Linked DNA regions of Mus musculus: region 1 is linked to region 2. The links are chromatin loops, found by intact Hi-C in ENCODE. Cell type or tissue: heart. All regions are shown on one strand.

Region 1 (8,000 bases), 55 kb after region 2:
TGTCTGAGGGGATCTGCTGCTGGGCCCATAGGACTTGAGTCAGTGCTCTGTGGGGCTGAGGCCTCTGGCTGACTTACTGGTTCCCACTGACTTTCTGAAGGTTAGATGAGGCTGTCACCTGTCATTGCTGGCTCAGGTTGTGTTTTGATGGCTCCACAGGCCTCTGAAGACAGTGTTGGCTGGCTGGCGTCTCTCCAAACTCCAGAGACACCAGCCCTCATGGCCAGATTAAAAAGAAATGTCCCTGTGCCTATTCTGTGGTCAGGACGCATCGGCTATCCTGGAGTGTTTCACGGTGGCTAGGTAATCCTGACAGTTGTGTGACCCGAGTGTCACCCTGCCACATGTCAGCACGCACAGGGCCAATCTGGGCCTCCAGTCCTCTCCTCGTCCCTCCTAGTGCTGGTGAGGGCTGATTCCAGAATTGTGAACCTCACTGGATGGGATCCAAACACAGGGAATTCCATTGTTCTGGCTGCGGCCCCACATCTGGGGGCTGGGCCAGGCTGGACATATACAACTGGCTTCTGGCTTTCTCCCACTGGTTGCAGGTCTTGAGACTTCTCAGGAGCCTCAGACCAACCACCTCCCTTCCTAGAGGGATAGCCCCAGAGGACTCCTGACCTCAGTCCCTGGGTCTTCTGTTTGAAATGTTTCTGCAAAGGCGCTCCCTCTGGGTACTCAATCTTCAGTGTTGGCTCCACACAGACTCTTTTTTTCTTTTTTCTTTTTTCCAAGACAGGGTTTCTCTGTGTAGCCCAGGATCTCCTGCAACTTGCTCTGTTGATCAGGTTGGCCTTGAACTTAGAAATCCACCTACCTCTGCCTCTCAAGTATGGCCACCATGCCTGGCTTATGTAGACTTTTTTTTATTCCTGCCTTTAAAAAAATTGTACGAGTGGAATTTGTAAAGATGTACATTTGTGTGCATGCACATTCACCCATGTATATGGGTATAGAGGCCAGAGGTCAACATCATGTAACTTCCTCTATCATTTCCATGTTATTTTTGACATGAGGATCTCTCACCAATTGGCTAGACTGGCTGGCTAGCAGGTCCCCAGGAGCCACTATCTTTGCCTCCTCCCTCTTGGCCTTTGCATGAATGTTAATGGCGTCACATTCATTTGCACAACCAAGCCCTCTACCTACTGAGTGTCTTCGGCTCACAAACCCTACTGGAGGCAAATGAAGGAAGAGAGGGAAAAAGGAGGGAAGAGGCAGGTGGATCTCTGCCTCCTTTTCTAGATAAGGTCCTACAACTTAGCCCAGGTTGACTTCAAATTTGCAACGTGTATGTGTCAGGCTTCAAACTTGTGATCAGCTGCCCAGGTGTGTGACTTCACACCTGGCTTTTGCACATGTCTTTTGGGGAACACAGTTTGTCCATCACTGTGAGTTATTATGTAGTGCACAGGCATTGTGGCCAGATCATAAGAAAATCTCCAATTTGATGAAGCTTCAGAGGTGAAGAACTGGTGAGGGAAGGGTTGGTGGCCTGACACCAATCCATGCTGGTTCCTGACTGGCGGTTGATTCTCTGGATTTCCTGGACAATGGTGGGACCTGGGCCTCAGTTCCTCTTCCTAGAGAGTGGTCAAAAGTCCAGCTTCCAGCCATAGTTGTACTTCGATGGGCAGGAAGAATAACCACAGCTCTGGCCAGACAGAGCTAGCCAAAGTGGGCAGGGTGGAGGGCCTTCCTTCCTGCCCTGTGCCCACAGCCACTACTTGGCATTCTCTCTTTTAACTCCCGTTCTCCCGGGAGACAGGCTGCCAATTTCCTGAGGTTCCTCTCTGCGGTAACTCACGGAGCAGCATTAGGGTGGGGACTCAGTTCCACCAGGGACGTGCTATCTGTCCTGTTCGACGCCGTGTATCAGGGAACCTTTTCTCTATTACATTAAAAACATTTTTAGTGTGTGCATTGGTGTTTTGCCTACAAGGATGCTGGTGCGAGGGTGTCAGATTTCCCGGAACTGTAGCTACAGACAGTTGTGAGCTGCCATGTGTGTTCTGGGAATTGACACCGAATCCTCTGGAAGAAGAGTCAGTGCTTACAACTGCTGAGCCATCTCTCCAGCCCTTACAATTAATTTTTTACTCTGTGCACAGCGCACACTTGGTGGTCAGAGGAACAATGTGTGGAGTCTCCCGTGGAGACCATGTGGAGGGTGGGCTTGAACTCAGACCATCAAGCTTGGCTGCAAGACCTTTACCTGCTCAGCCACCCTCCCTGCTTCTTCTACTTTAGACCCTTGTAACTTTTCCTTCAGGAGTTGTCCCCAGGAAAGGGTTTCACTGACCAAACACACGACTAATGAATCAAAATTAGCACATTTCCTGTGTCCCCTTCCTCCTCCACCTCCCTTTTTAGATAAGGTCTTAAAGCTTAGCCCAGGCTGACTTCAGATTTGCAATGTGATGTACCAGGCTTCAAACTTGTGATCAGCTGCCCAGGTGTGTGACTTCATACCTGGCTTTTGCACATCTTTTGGGGGTATGAAATTTGTCCATCATAGTGAGTATGTAATGCACAGGTATTGTAGCCTGATCAGAAGAAAATCTCCATTTTGGTGAGACTTCTGGTGATGGGAGAGGTAACTCCCAGATCTCACATCTATGTGTATGAACCTTGGACATCAGTTACTGTTGTTGGGACTAAGCAAGGATGCAGGGCTCTCTATGGGAGGTGCTGAAGCAGAGGCCAGAAACTTTCCCAGCCTGTGATGACCGTCTCTGATGTTACTGTTCATCTTTGGACTCCTAAAGGCAGAGCTGGGGGCAGAGCTACTCTCGGCTCTACAGGAAATCTAGCCAGGTGCGGGCATCTCACCTGCTGCACTGACTCTGTCTGGCAAGTGCTCATTTGACACTAGGAGGAAAGCTCGGCCTGGGGGTGGGGCGAGGGGGAACAGCCATTGCTGTGTGGCCCTGGAGTAAGAAGCCTAAGAACTTCTTACCTATCGCTGCAGGCTGATTCCCAGCTAGGTAGCTTCCTCCAGCCATCCAGAACATTGAAACCCACAGCTCTGTAAAGGGCCCCTGCCCTCGGGCCAGAGTGCAAGGAAGGAGATGCCTCAGGCAGTTGCATGAACTGAAAGACAGGTCTGTCAGGAAGCCACTGTCCAGCTGAGGAGTGAGGCTACCTAGCCGATGGAGAAGCTGCATGTGTCTAGTTTCTAAGAACATAAGGCCCCAGGGTTGTGAGTGCACAGAGCCAAGTGGATATGTTCGCTCCACCCGGGGAGAAGCAAGAACTGCCCCCCTGCCCCCATGACCTTTCTATAGGCTGTGTCCTGACCAGTAGCCTAGTTTCCAAGATGGGATACAGGGAACTTTCTTTACATCTTCCTTTTGCATCTTTAGAATGATGCAAGCAAGTGAGGTGCGGCGGTTCAGGCCTGTTATCCCAGTACCTGGGAGGCTGAAGCAAGAGGACTGCCAAGTTTGAGGCTAGGCTGAGCAATTTACAGAGATCCCGCGACAGAAAAAGTAAAACAGGGGATTGGGGATTTAGGTCGGTGGTAGAGTGCCTGGCTTGCATGCGTAAGGCCCTGGTTCCATAACTGAAATTAAAGCAGGTGGGTATTCAATCTATCTGCCCATTATCGCCTTACACGCGGCTTTATGGCTTATGCGCCAGGCTTTGTTCTGAGCACTTCACACTCGGTTTATCTCCGCAACGCCTTTTCTCAGACTACAACACTGATACCGAGAGGCTAAGTCATTCGCCCAAGAGCACACAGCTGCAGCTCCCGAATGCAGATCATGTCCATCCTAGAGACAGGTCACTGGTTCCCTGGCAGGTCCTTATGAGGGCTGCGTGGAAACCGGATCAAACCAGAGAGCAAAGGCATGGGTCGGAGAGGATGCTACACGTGAGCTTTGGATTCCAGCCTTCGTGGTCTACAGGGAAGAAATGGCTGAAGAGGTTGAGGGTCCTGCCTAAACCGAGAGGTGTAGGCAAAAAGACCAATGGTAACGCAGGGGGCAGGGCCTATGGGAGAAATGCCAATGGCAGTCCGGAGGCAGAGACTGCCCTGGTATGGGCGGGGTCTGCGTGGTGCCGACCAATAGCATTGTGTGGGGCGGGGCCGAATGTCCGGGAGGGCGGTTGGGGTGGGGCCTGAGGGCGGTGGGCCTATGGCGGTGTGGGGGTGGAGCCTGAAGGCGAGCGGGCGGGTGCGCGGAGGGGGCGGCGGCAGCGGCGGTGAACAAAGAGGCGGCGGGCGCGGGCGGCCGAGCGGAGCCGAGCGCAGCCGAGCCGGGCCGAGCCGGGCCGAGCCGGGCCGGGCCAGGGCCCCTGGAAGCGGGCACGATGAGGGCAGCTGAGCAGGGGTCGGCGGGTCCCTGAGCCCCGTGCATCCGGCAGCGAGGGAAGCCCGGCGCAGCGCCCGTGGCCGCCCGCCCGCCATGGCCGGGGTCAGCTACGCGGCGCCCTGGTGGGTGAGCCTCCTGCACCGGCTGCCGCACTTCGACCTGCGGTGGGAGGCCACCAGCAGCCAATTCCGGCCCGAGGACGCCGACTACCAGCAGGTGACGCGCGCCCCCGGGTGCGGGGTCAGGGGCCCCGGGTCATGGCCCCTCCCAAGGAGCTGGAGCTTCCCCATCCCCTTTCATTCTAGGAGTCGCCTCCCGTTCACTGATAACCTTTCCAGGGATTAATGTCGAACACCCCCTGGAAGGTGTTCAGCCCCTCTGTGTCACCAGGGCCTCCGATCCGGATTGACGGAGCTGCCTCCCTCCCCTGATAGACCCTCTTCTGATCCTATGGGTTCCTGGTAGGCCCGTCTTCATCCTTTGGGCAGTCAGCTTCTCCCCAGCAGAGCCCCCGCTAGCCAAGGCTGGATCCCTGGGTTCAGGCAGGAGGGTATTCCTCGTTCTCTTTCCCCAGCTAGGGAATCCCTTTGCCAGACTGTTGGTGGGTGAGGAGCCTGGGCCATCGCCAGCCTTCTGTGGCTGCTAATGACCCCTTGCTTCACGGTCAGGCTGTGGGATGTACACAGGGTGTCGTGTGGTTGTGGGAAACCAGGGTGCCAGCAGTCTCTCTACCCAGGGTGGAAAATGAGGCCTGGCTGAAGTGGGGTGAGTGGGCCTCCGTCTGGGCTGGGGGCCATGGGGCACTTGGCAGCCCTCTCCCTGCGAAGCCCTAAGTCTGGCGTCCTGCCAAGTCCCAGCACCACCCCCACTACTGAACCACTGTCATTTGAGTGCAGAGCAGGGGGACTAGGGCTGTGGGCTTTTCCTTCCTGCTCCAGATTCCAGAAAAAAAAGAATGATCAGCCCACTTGGTCACTAAGCACCTCACAGTTTCTCTCCGGCGGCTCCTGGGACAGACAGTAGCCTGGGAATCAAGTACTCCTGGGGCTGTGCCAAATATCTCTGCCGCCATCCTCATCTTACTGAAGTTGAGGGTGAGAGAACACAGGACTGTCCCTGCTCCCACTCTCTGCCTACCTGACCCCAGCTCCAGTAGCTGATGGTGTTCCTGAGCAGATTAGAACAGGTGTGAGGGGTAGAGCAAAACCTGAGTCCTGAAAGACAGCAAGGAGATGCACCCGGGACCCAGGACCTCACCTGGGGATTTTGTGGGGAAGACCAGGCCCGGGTGAGGTGGAGGGACACGTGTGGTTTTCTTACTGTGTGATGGTATTGTTATGCTCTTTCTTGAAAGAACTCTATGAGCTATTCTTGGAAAGTTGCCTTCCTAGGGTTTGCCTGATGGTCAGTTTTGATGGTCCACTGGCACACAGGGCAGCCAGGTAGCATTTCCTGAGGTCAGTGGGCTGCCACCTGCTTCTGCTGCAGGAGGAACTTGCTAGTGACAGGGAAAGGGTGAGGATTCAGTCCCTGCAGCTCTTGGGAATCTGAAGGTAGTGAGTGGTTCAGGCCCGGCTCTGTAGGTCTTTAGATCTATGGGCCCGCAGCTCTGTGGCCCCAGTTGAGCCTGGTCCTGCCTGCTTTTGCTGCTCCACTGTGGGAGGCCTCTGACTCACGCTCCCTCCTGCCTCCTCTCCCAGGAGCAGAATTAGCCACTGAATAATTCACGGTGTGGAACCCAGCCTGGCTCCATCCCCCGCCGCCTCCGCTCCCGAAGCCAGGGCTATGGATGTGCATGGTGCCCCTGCCCTCTGAGCTGATGCTGTAGGCAACCGCTCAGGGTCTCTGAGCTTCGTCACTTCATCTTGAAATTGGGACTGATGGTTTTGCAGGGTCGCCTGTGGGGAGAAAGTCAGGAGTCCCCATTCTGGATGGGCGGGTGGATAATGGTTTCTCACAGGCTCCATCCCATCTTCCCTGGTGAGGTATTGCTAACTCCATGTGTAGTTGTGTATACATGCATGTCGGGATGGCTGTCCTGTCCTAGGGTACCCTCTCTGTAATCCACCATACCTGAACTGTGTCCCTCTAGGGAAGAAAGCTGCTGCGTCTCCCAGCCTGGGGATACCAGACTTGTCTTTTGCTCTCTTTTACACTCATGGCCCAATGTCTGGAGCCTGATGGAACCCACAATTAGACTCCCAGTCAGGCCCTGTGTAGAGCTGCCTGTTCTTGCCTCCTTTCACGCAGGGCTATGCAGCTGTCTGTGTTGTACACCCTAAGGCTTAGCCTCAGTCAGGGAGCATTGGGGGAGACCTTTTACCCATACCTCCTGGACCCCACAGCAGGGGTGGGCTGGCTCTTGCAAGGGTATCTCAGACCCTGCTGCTACCTGGACTGGTGAGAAACCAGTCCAGAACCAGTGTATGTATGTAAAACCAGCATGGAGCATCAGCACGCCGTGCAGCTTTTACCCAGGAGATGGTGGGAGGTCGCACACTGTAGTGTTAGAACTGAGTGTCTCCGAGCATGGTCGGTCCCCTCTTAGAAGCCTGTGACAGTGCTGAGTGGAAGGACCACCCGGAGTCACTCACCTGGTGGAAGCTCTTGGCATCTTCATGATGGGAGGGGCTCTTCAGTCTGGTCTGGTTCTATGCTGGTTTCTTACCAGGCAGTCCCCTGGTTAGGCTCCTCCAGAGTTGGGCTGTCCCCAGCAGGCATCTGTGTGGATAGGTGAATTCCTAGCAGTAGACACAAAGGGACCCAGAGGCTCTGGGACCTGACATGGCCCACAGCCAGCTTGTCCTGACTGGTGTTTTGATTTTCATTTGGTTCTGGCTGTCTGTAGTCCCTAGGCTTAGGCATCAGACCCCTCTCAGAGTAGAGTATTGACACCTTCTGACCTCATTCTGGTGTGGGTAAATATCTCCTTACTTATCCTCTATAAGCCCTCGTGAACCTGCTTCTATCCAATTCATGTTCTTTGCTTCCAGTTTCTCTATGTCTGGTTCATGGTCTCTATCAGTTCAAGGCAGGCCCAGAGATGTTTGCTGATGGAGAGCTGTTATTGCTAATGATGGGGTCAAGAGAAGAGGCTCTGGGGCTTGGCAGTCCGAGAAGGCTTCCTGGAGGAGATACTACCTAGCCTGCCATGGAAACTACCAGCCTAGGTTTGGGGCTCTCCAGCTTTCTCTCTGACTCACTGTGCACCAGCCCAGCCCTGGTATACAGAGGGCCAGCAGCACACTAGCCATCCAGATAGCTGGTAGCATTTGCCTGCTATTTAGCCAGCCTGTGGGACCATTTCCCATCAGTCCTGAGGCTCAGATGCCCGATAAGACTTACGGGAAGCCAGGCATGGCGGTGCAAACCTGTCATCCCAGCTACTCAGTAGTCAAGTTCAAGGCCATCCAGGCCTGCAGAATGAGTTCAAACCCAGCAATTTAGCAGATCCTATCTTGTAAAAGGGGGATGTAGGGTGGGGGTAGAGAATGCAGCTTAGCACTTGCCTAGCTCTGGGTTTGATCTGCTGCAACATCAATTAAAAGGGAGGGAGGGACCTAGGCGGTGTAGTCAGGGCCTGAGAAAGAGCCCTAAATAACGGGAACAAAGTAGGCAAAGGCGTGAGGCGGAGAAGCCCAGGTGTGTCATCCCAGAGACCCTCTGTCCGAATGGCAC
Region 2 (8,000 bases):
CATTTTATATGCATTTTCAAGATAGGATGTCCTTCTGTAACCCAGGTTGACCCTGAACTATGTAGCCCAGGCTGGCCTCAAATTTGTAGCAACCCATCTGTCCTGGCCTCCCAAGTGTTGAGATTGTAGACCTGAGTCACCATGCCCCGCTGAACTGGTAAACTTTGAATGGGTGGACTCTGTGCATGTGAATCATATCTCAATAAAGCCGTTTAAGAATACTTGCAGGACAGATGTAGTGGTACACACACTTAAACATGGCAGACGGAGGCAGAGCCAGGTAGACCTCTGAGTTCAAAGCCAGTCTGGTCTACACAGTAAGTCCAGGCCCAGCCAGGGCTACACAGCTGAACCAAAAAACAAGCTGCCTCCAAAAAACAAGATGGTTCAGTGGGTAACAGTGCCTGTCCTTCAATCACGAGGACCTGAGTTCAAATCCTCAGCACTCATATAAAAGACTGGGCATAGCTGCAAAAGCCTCTAATCCTAACTAGAGAATCCCAAGAGCTTCCTGGGCGGCCCAGTCTCCTGTAATAACAGACCTTGCCTCGAGGCAATAAGGTGGATGGAGACGAATGGCAGAAGATATAATGTCCTCCTGCCCTGCTCTGACCTTCCGAAGTACATGTCTGGGTGTGCATGCAACACACACACACATGCAAGCACACAGACATGTATCACACATATATAAAAACACGAGGCCAGGTATACTAGCATACTCTTTTAATCACAGCACTCAGGAGGCAAAGGCAGGAGGATCTCAGAGTTCAATGGTTCGAAGCCAGTGTGGTCTATAAAGAGAGAAGGACAGTCAAGGATACAAAGAGAAACCATGTCTCAAAAAGCAAAATACACAAATTCAAAACCTAATTACAAAAGTACAAGGCAATAAACCTTGTAGGATTCAACTAACATGTTACCTTTTAATCATTTTAAATTCCATAACTTAGAAAACAGGTGAGACAAAACACAAAAGAAAAGGTAAGGGCTGGGGTTGAAGCTCAGTTGATCAAGGGCTTGCCTGCTATGTAGGAAGCCCTGGCTCTATCCTCAGCATCTAATACAAACAGGGTGTGATGGTATATACCGCACCATCCCAGCATCCAGATCTACACAAGGGAGGACCAGAGGTTCAAGGTCATCCTTGGCTACGTTAGAATATGCTTCAAAAGAAAAGAAAAAGAACAGAATAAGCCAAAGAAGAAATGAAGGAAGGAATTAATGACAAGACAAGGCTAATGGAACCTGTCTGAAGAACATGATCAACCAATCAAACAGGAGAGGTAAAATTTTCATTTGCCCAGGAACTCTCATGCTCAAGGAAAACCAGTATAGCACTTAAAAAAAAAAAAAAAAAAAAAAAAGAGTCGTGTGCGCACTCCTTTAATCCCAGCGCTCAGGAGGCAGACACTGGCAGATCTCTGAGTTCCAGGTCAGCCTGGTCTACAAAGTGATTTCCAGGACAGCCAGAGCTACACAGAGAAACCCTGTTTCAGGAGAAAAAAAAAATGGAAACACATACAACAATGCCAGTGATTAAATTAAGGTCCACCCACACAGAAAGGATGTAACTCTGGCTGGCCTTGAACCCAAATTTAGCGTTGTTAATGTCCTCTTGTCTTGGCTTTTAGATGACAGGTCCCACCACACCCACCCAGAGATCTGACTTCTTCAAGACAAGCCAGATACATAGAAGACAGCAAAACAAGGTAGGTGCGTGCTCTGCAAACTCCTAATGTGAACTGTGGTCGGAGCCAATGGGACTGTCACTACATGACTCCACAGTTCAGGTCAGTCCCTAGTACTCCATCTCCCCTCTCCCTGATCAGCCACAGCCACAGGGCCTCAAGGAAATGAAGTAAAGACACCACGTGGATGGACAATTCTCTAAGCCGTGTCCTCACCTGCCTCTGTCACTGTTTTAAACCAGTCCAGCAGTTTCTCCAAGCAGGTGTCATCTGCCACCAGCTGTCTGGGATCTGCCAAAACAGCACAGAGAGCCGGGAGGAGCCTGGAGCATTCTGGGTCCATGATCAGGCAGGCAGTTCCTACAGAGGAAGGGAGAGGTCAGCCACAGATTTGATACCAACTACCCTAGTTACAGGCAGCCTAACTGGGGGATGGGCCCAGACAACTTCACGTGGACCAGAACTCTTTTTTTTTTTTTCCTGAGACAGAGTTTCTTTGTGTAGCCTTGGCTGTCCTGGAACTCACTCTGTAGACCAGGCTGGCCTCGAACTCAGGAATCCGCCTGCCTCTGCCTCCCAAGTGCTGGGATTAAAGGCAAGCCACCACTGCCCTGTGGACCAGAACTCTTAAGTCCACAAAGATGCTAAGCTCAGTCCAGGGGAACCTGGACAAGAGGATTGAGCCCTAGAAGCTGCTCTGTGGGTGAGGACAGGTTAGTCAGAGCCACAAGGCCTTTGCTGTCAAAGCCTGTTAACTTGGGGGTTTGGTGTTATGGGGTGGGGGTGTAGCTGTCTATTAACCTAGCTGCGAGAACAGTCAGGGGATCAGCCAGGTGCGCAGGAGACTGTTCACCCAGGCACCTGATCCCTAAATCCGTTCCCAACGGTCAAGAGAAACCTGGATGAGACAATCCTCCAAGCCACGGAGGAGTGCGCAGGAAGGTGGGTGTCACAGCCCAAGTCGATAGAGGCTGCAAGTGACAACCCCGCGGCCTCCAACTAAGTGTCTCTTCAAGACAGAAATATGCATCTTGGAGGGCAATGATTTTTGTGCTGTCTGGACCCTGACATGCATCGTCCGTACCTCCCAAATCCGGGTAAGAGGTGCGCTCTCGGCGACTGCGAGTTAGCCTAGGGGTTCTAATCCCGCCCCCGCATCCCTCCGCTACGGGAATTAGGCCCGAGAGTGCAAAATGCACCATTAGACTGCCTGGCCGAAGCTCGAACTCCGCCTTACCAGGATCTCCACCCCGGCCTGCGTGCGCCTCGCCCGCTGAGGTTCCGGTGTCTAAGGCAGGCCCCGCCTTCCCCTCCGCAAATTCCGCTTTACGCTGGCCGAGGCCCCGCCCTCCCCAGGTCCTGCCCCATCTCAGAGTTCGCTTCACGCAACGCGAGCCTGGCCCAACAGCACAGGCCCCGCCCCGCCGCGGGAATTGGCTCCACCTCGCCAGCTTCAAGTCTCACTCCGCCTTCAACGAGGCCCCACCCCTCAGACACCGCCCCTGACGGAAGTTCCTCTCCACGTTGCTATAGGCTCCGCCCCTCAGTGTTGCTCGGGTTTCCGTCTCCACAGGCCCCGCCCTAAGTCTGTACCACGTGACGGACATGGGGAGGGGTGTAAAGAGCGGGGTTGACGCGCTTGGAGACCAGTGATGACCCTGCCGTTCCGATCACCCCTAAGGTTCAAACCCTGTAAACGCGCTCCAGCTGTGTGCAGTTTGGCATTTTCACACTGTATCAATCTCTCGGAATTATCACGTCCCCGCCAGGGCGTTCTATGGTACGTGCCCACGCAGGCAGTGGGCGGAGCGTCCCCAGGCGGGCTCGGTGTGGGCGTGGCTTTCCGCTGGGAGGCAAGGCCTCGCTGGCCTCAGGCCACGTGTCTAGGCTTTTTTTTTTTTCCTTTGGTTTTTCGAGACAGGGTTTCTCTGTACAGCCCTGGCTGTCCTGGAACTCACTTTGTAGACCAGGCTGGCCTCGAACTCAGAAATCCGCCTGCCTCTGCCTCCGGAGTGCTGGGATTAAAGGCGTGCACCACCACACCCGCCTTGTGTCTAGGCTTTTAAGGTCTCCGAATTTTACTGGGTCTTCTAGCCCTTGCTTTCAGCTTTAGCGTTAGGTGTGGGCAGCAGCAGGTGAGTCAGCACAGCCGGTGCTGAAACCCTCGGTTCCCACAGCGGGTAGCGCTAAACTCCGGGGTCTAGAGTGTCAGGACCCTCCAGTCACCAAAGCCTGTATTTCTGTAGCTCTTCACAGCCCCAGTCCTCTATCCCCGCTTGCCTTCTGTCTGCCATCCATTGTTACCAACTCTTCACAACTTCAGCCTGCTCTTCTAATAAAGATTAAAAGTAGGCCATCGGGAACTAGAGAGATGGGTCAGTGGTAAAGAATACCTTTTACTCTTCCAGAGGAACAGAGTTTGGTTCCCAGCCCCGAGGTCTCACACACACACATACACACACACACACACACACACAATCTCTTTTAGGGCATGGTTCCCGAATGCCTAGAGATAGAGTAAGATAATGCTCATCTGCCCTGGAAATCAGACCTGTGAGCTTGGTTGTCTCTATCTTGGTAATGGGAGACCCCAGCATGTTGGGCTTCTGCAGAAAATATCACTGCAGGCTGGAGAGATGGCTCAGCTGTTGAGAGCACTGACTGCTCTTCCTAGAAGTCCTGAGTTCAATTCCCAGCAACCACATGGTGGCTCACAGCCATCTGTAACGGATTCTGGTGTATCTGAAGACAGCTACTGTGTAGTCATACACATTAAATAAATAAACAGGGTTTCACTGTGTAGCTCTGACTGTCCTGGAACTCTATAGACCAGGCTAGCCTCAAACTCAGAAATCTGCCTGCCTCTGCCTCTGCCTCTGCCTCCCAAGTGTTAGGATTAAAGGCATGTTCCACCACTGCCAGGCTAATAAATAAAATCTTAAAAAAAACAAAACCAAAAAACTACTCTGCGTTTACATACTGAGTCTGGGCTGTTATTCTTTGGCAAATCATGGGTCCTTAGACAAGCAAGAAAAAAAAAACCTCCCAGGAGAATCCTTGTATTAAGCTTAATGTTGCAAAGCCACCCAGTTGCAGAGAGCTGTTTACTCAAAAAAATGAATGTGTGCTGGGGAATAGTCCCTTTGCAAGCCTAAGAACAGGAGTCGCCAGAATCCATAAAGGAGATGGGATGGGGGCGGAAGGGGACAAAATAAAAGGAGGGCATAGCGATACACATTTGTAACCCCAGCATTGATGAGGCAGACAGGATCACGCGCGCGCGTGCGCGCGCGTGTACACACACACACACACACACAGAGGCAAATGACATACTGTTTTCATCTATCACTGGCCTGCTGGGCCACCAGGGAAGTGCTCCCTATCTGGCCTGGGTTGGAAAGCCACGGAATCCTGGAGAGTTCAGAGAGGCTTGTGATAGCAAACCGTCAGCTGAGGGTTTAAAGCAGTTGGTGCTGGCCCATGGGCAGTCTTATCCTCATGGCGCCAGACCCCAGGTCTAACAACTAGGGAGTCAGTCACCTTGGCCCCCAACATCTCAGTTTCTTTACAGAAAAAAAACAAACATGTAAATAGGCTGATGTCCCCAATCTCAAATCTTGCGTATCGTTAAGGATGGTGCTTTATGCTCTCTTTTCAACTCAACATGGCGACCCTCGGAACCTCTGCCCACTGGACTACATAGTTGCAGCCAGTGTTTGCCGAAATCCAACCCGGGCTCCTGAAGTTGGATCTGAGAGCATGGCTTCCAGGTAGAAAGTTAGTATTGCCTGCGGGAAGCCAATTAATTCACGCATCCCACGAAACAAAACAAAACAAAACAACAACCAAAAAAAAAAAAAAAAAGCCCACAAGACCACAAGAACGGATTGCGCCGTGCAACCCCGGGAGAGTGCTTGGTAGGCCCCTTGCTCGCGCACACTTTGCGCGTGCACAAGATTCGTCGGGCTCCGGAGGAAGGACCACATCCGGGGCTCTGTGGCCGCGGCACGGTTGCCATGGTACCAGGGCGGCTGGCAGGCCTCCCAAGCCGAGGGCAGAGCTCGCAGGACCCGGAGGCCGCGCAGCGCTGCCGCTATGAGCCTGGGCACCACAGATATAGCCTCGGAGACGGTAAGGAGCCTTGGGGCGGAGGGAGGAAGGGCGCACGGTGGCAGCCAGCTCCGGCAGGCCGATTATTACCGCACAAGAGCCATCTCCGGGCGTCGGCCGCCACCGTGCCCGCGCCCCAGCAGCCTCTAGCTCCCGCCTGCGCTCGCGGAGGCCACTACTTCCAGGAAGCCCCCGGGACTGCGCCCCTCCCGCACGCGCTGCGGGTCTGAGGCTGCAGCCGGCCGACGATAAGCTCCTCTCGTAAGTGTTGCTGTAGGCTGTGGTCTCGCGACTCCCCGGAGCGATCCAGGGCAAGGGGGAAGTCCTGTCCCCAGCCTCCCCCAAGGCTAGTTTTGCACGGGTCCGGGAGTCATCTCTGGAAGAGGTGTGCCTCTCTCACTCTCTGCGTGTCGGTATCAAGTGAACTTTGTACATTCCGGGGGGCGGTGGGAGAGGGGCGGTGGCTATAGGACAGGGCAATAGGCTGATGTAGGGAGCAGCTTGGTACAGGTTTAGAGCCAGTAGGAGCATTAAATGTAAAGGCCGCAAGGCCGGGGAAAGTAGCACACCGGAAAGCAAGCTTTTGGAGTTGAGATTTAGAAGGGCACTGAGGGAGGTAGGCAGGGACCTGGCCATGGTGAAATATGACTTTCAAGGGTCCAGGGGACGCCTGTGAGAGCCTCCACAACAGACTGAACGACTAAGCCTTAGGTCAGCAGAGAGCAGCTGGGATTCCCTACTTGTTCCTGCACTCGAAGCTTTCCAAGATTTGCCTAGTTTTGGAGGTCGCTCTCTCAACACTGCCTTCAGTAGCTGCCCCCAGTAACTGCTCCCTCATCTCTGTTTTTTGGGTGCTACTGGGGACTGAAACCCTCATGCCAGACTAGAGCGCTACAGATAAACCTCCCCAGCTGGGTCACTGGGGGATTCTAGGCAAGCACTTAATTTCTGACTACCACTGAGCGCCCCCCACCCGCACCCCTCACCGGGCTCGCTCGCAGAACTGCATCTCCAGACCTTTAAGAAGTTAAAACCATCCCCACTAAGGGTGGGACTTGGTGGGGGAAGACTTCGAACCGGATGTAAAGTAAATGAATAAATTAATGAAATTTCTTGTGTTGAGATTACAAAGATAGTTCATGACTCTTTCAATACATATGGCAAGTTACCATAACCTAGCCATCCACAGAAATCCAATTAATATAAATTGTGTTTCTCATATGCATCTCCTCCCATACATTTTTAAAAAAGAGATCATATTTCTACAGTTGTATAACTCTTACCATTAATTTTGTTGCTAGCATTTTCGGTATTTTTTTTTAAACGCTCTTTGTATGTAGCCCAGGTTGGCCTCAAATTCAGCCTCCTCCTGCCTCAGCTTGCCAGATCCTAGGATTACAGGCTTGCACCTCCAGGAGGTTGGTGTTCCAAAATGTAACCAAGGACTGGGGAGACTGGGCTCAGTGGATAAAATGCTTGCCTGCACTCCCGAACCCACATCCAAGACCCATGGGTATGGCTGCTGCCTGTAATTCCAAATGCTCAGGAGTTGAAGACAGGGGAACTCCCTGGGCAAGCTGGCTAGCTAGACTAGCTACAACTGGGTTTAGCAAGAGAGCCTAGGTCACAGTGGAAAGGCGTGAAAGCAGTCACAGGGTCTGTTTCAGACCTCCCTCCACAAGCATGCACACACAGACGCACATACACAAATAGGCAGCCAGATAGAGCTCCATTCCGAGCAGTTCACAATTGCTTAGAAGTCCACCTCCAGGGTATCCCGCAACCTCTTCTGGCACCTGGCACCTGCATACATGCACACATGTACACACACACACACACACACACACACACACACACACAAATAGAGTTTACATATCTTTAAATAGAAAGCATGACATTAAAAGGTGTGTATGCAAAACTTCTGCCAGAAGATGGGCAGAGTCTCATCATTCTTTGAATAGTAGCAGAGTACCCCCGGGGGTGCTGAAACAGCGGGGGTTAAGGGGGGATGGCTTGCTTCTCTTGACTTGAGAACTCTTACTAAAGGCACACTGTTGGCCTGAGAACCCACCACACCCCTGTGGGTATGTGAGTATGGACACCCCTACCCTCACCCCCCACCCCCGGTCAGGCACTCCTCTTCCTGTGTGTGTTCGTGAATGGAGGGCAGAGGAATGTCATGTGACATGTTAGGCTGGCTGG

Evidence for each region. A loop is a pair of places that touch in the nucleus more often than their neighbours do. Peaks named below come from ENCODE experiments on the same cell type or tissue, not always from the same donor. Only the 100,000 strongest peaks of a DNase experiment are listed, where the experiment ranks them.
Region 1: it touches region 2 in a loop (2.9-fold over the local background); 5 of 42 quality-filtered maps call a loop at or near these places.

What each region holds. Positions count from the first base shown.
Region 1 is chr5:140,645,243-140,653,242 of GRCm38, reverse strand. Ttyh3 (tweety family member 3) reads left to right here and starts at 4,212. Exons shown (of 14, transcript NM_175274.5): 1 at 4,212-4,538. The coding sequence starts at 4,416. In heart, a CTCF peak has its summit at 4,534; DNase peaks (open chromatin) are centred at 422, 3,092, 4,072, 5,262 and 4 weaker places; H3K4me3 peaks cover 3,703 bases; H3K27ac peaks cover 5,604 bases.
Region 2 is chr5:140,700,001-140,708,000 of GRCm38, reverse strand. It overlaps Iqce (IQ motif containing E), which reads left to right and starts at 5,623. Exons shown (of 23, transcript NM_028833.3): 1 at 5,623-5,819. The coding sequence starts at 5,784. Brat1 (BRCA1-associated ATM activator 1) reads right to left here and starts at 2,990. Exons shown (of 14, transcript NM_181066.3): 1 at 2,926-2,990; 2 at 1,905-2,048. The coding sequence starts at 2,031. In heart, no CTCF peak of the experiment used is centred here; DNase peaks (open chromatin) are centred at 1,960, 2,300, 3,110, 5,700 and 1 weaker place; H3K4me3 peaks cover 4,319 bases; H3K27ac peaks cover 4,729 bases.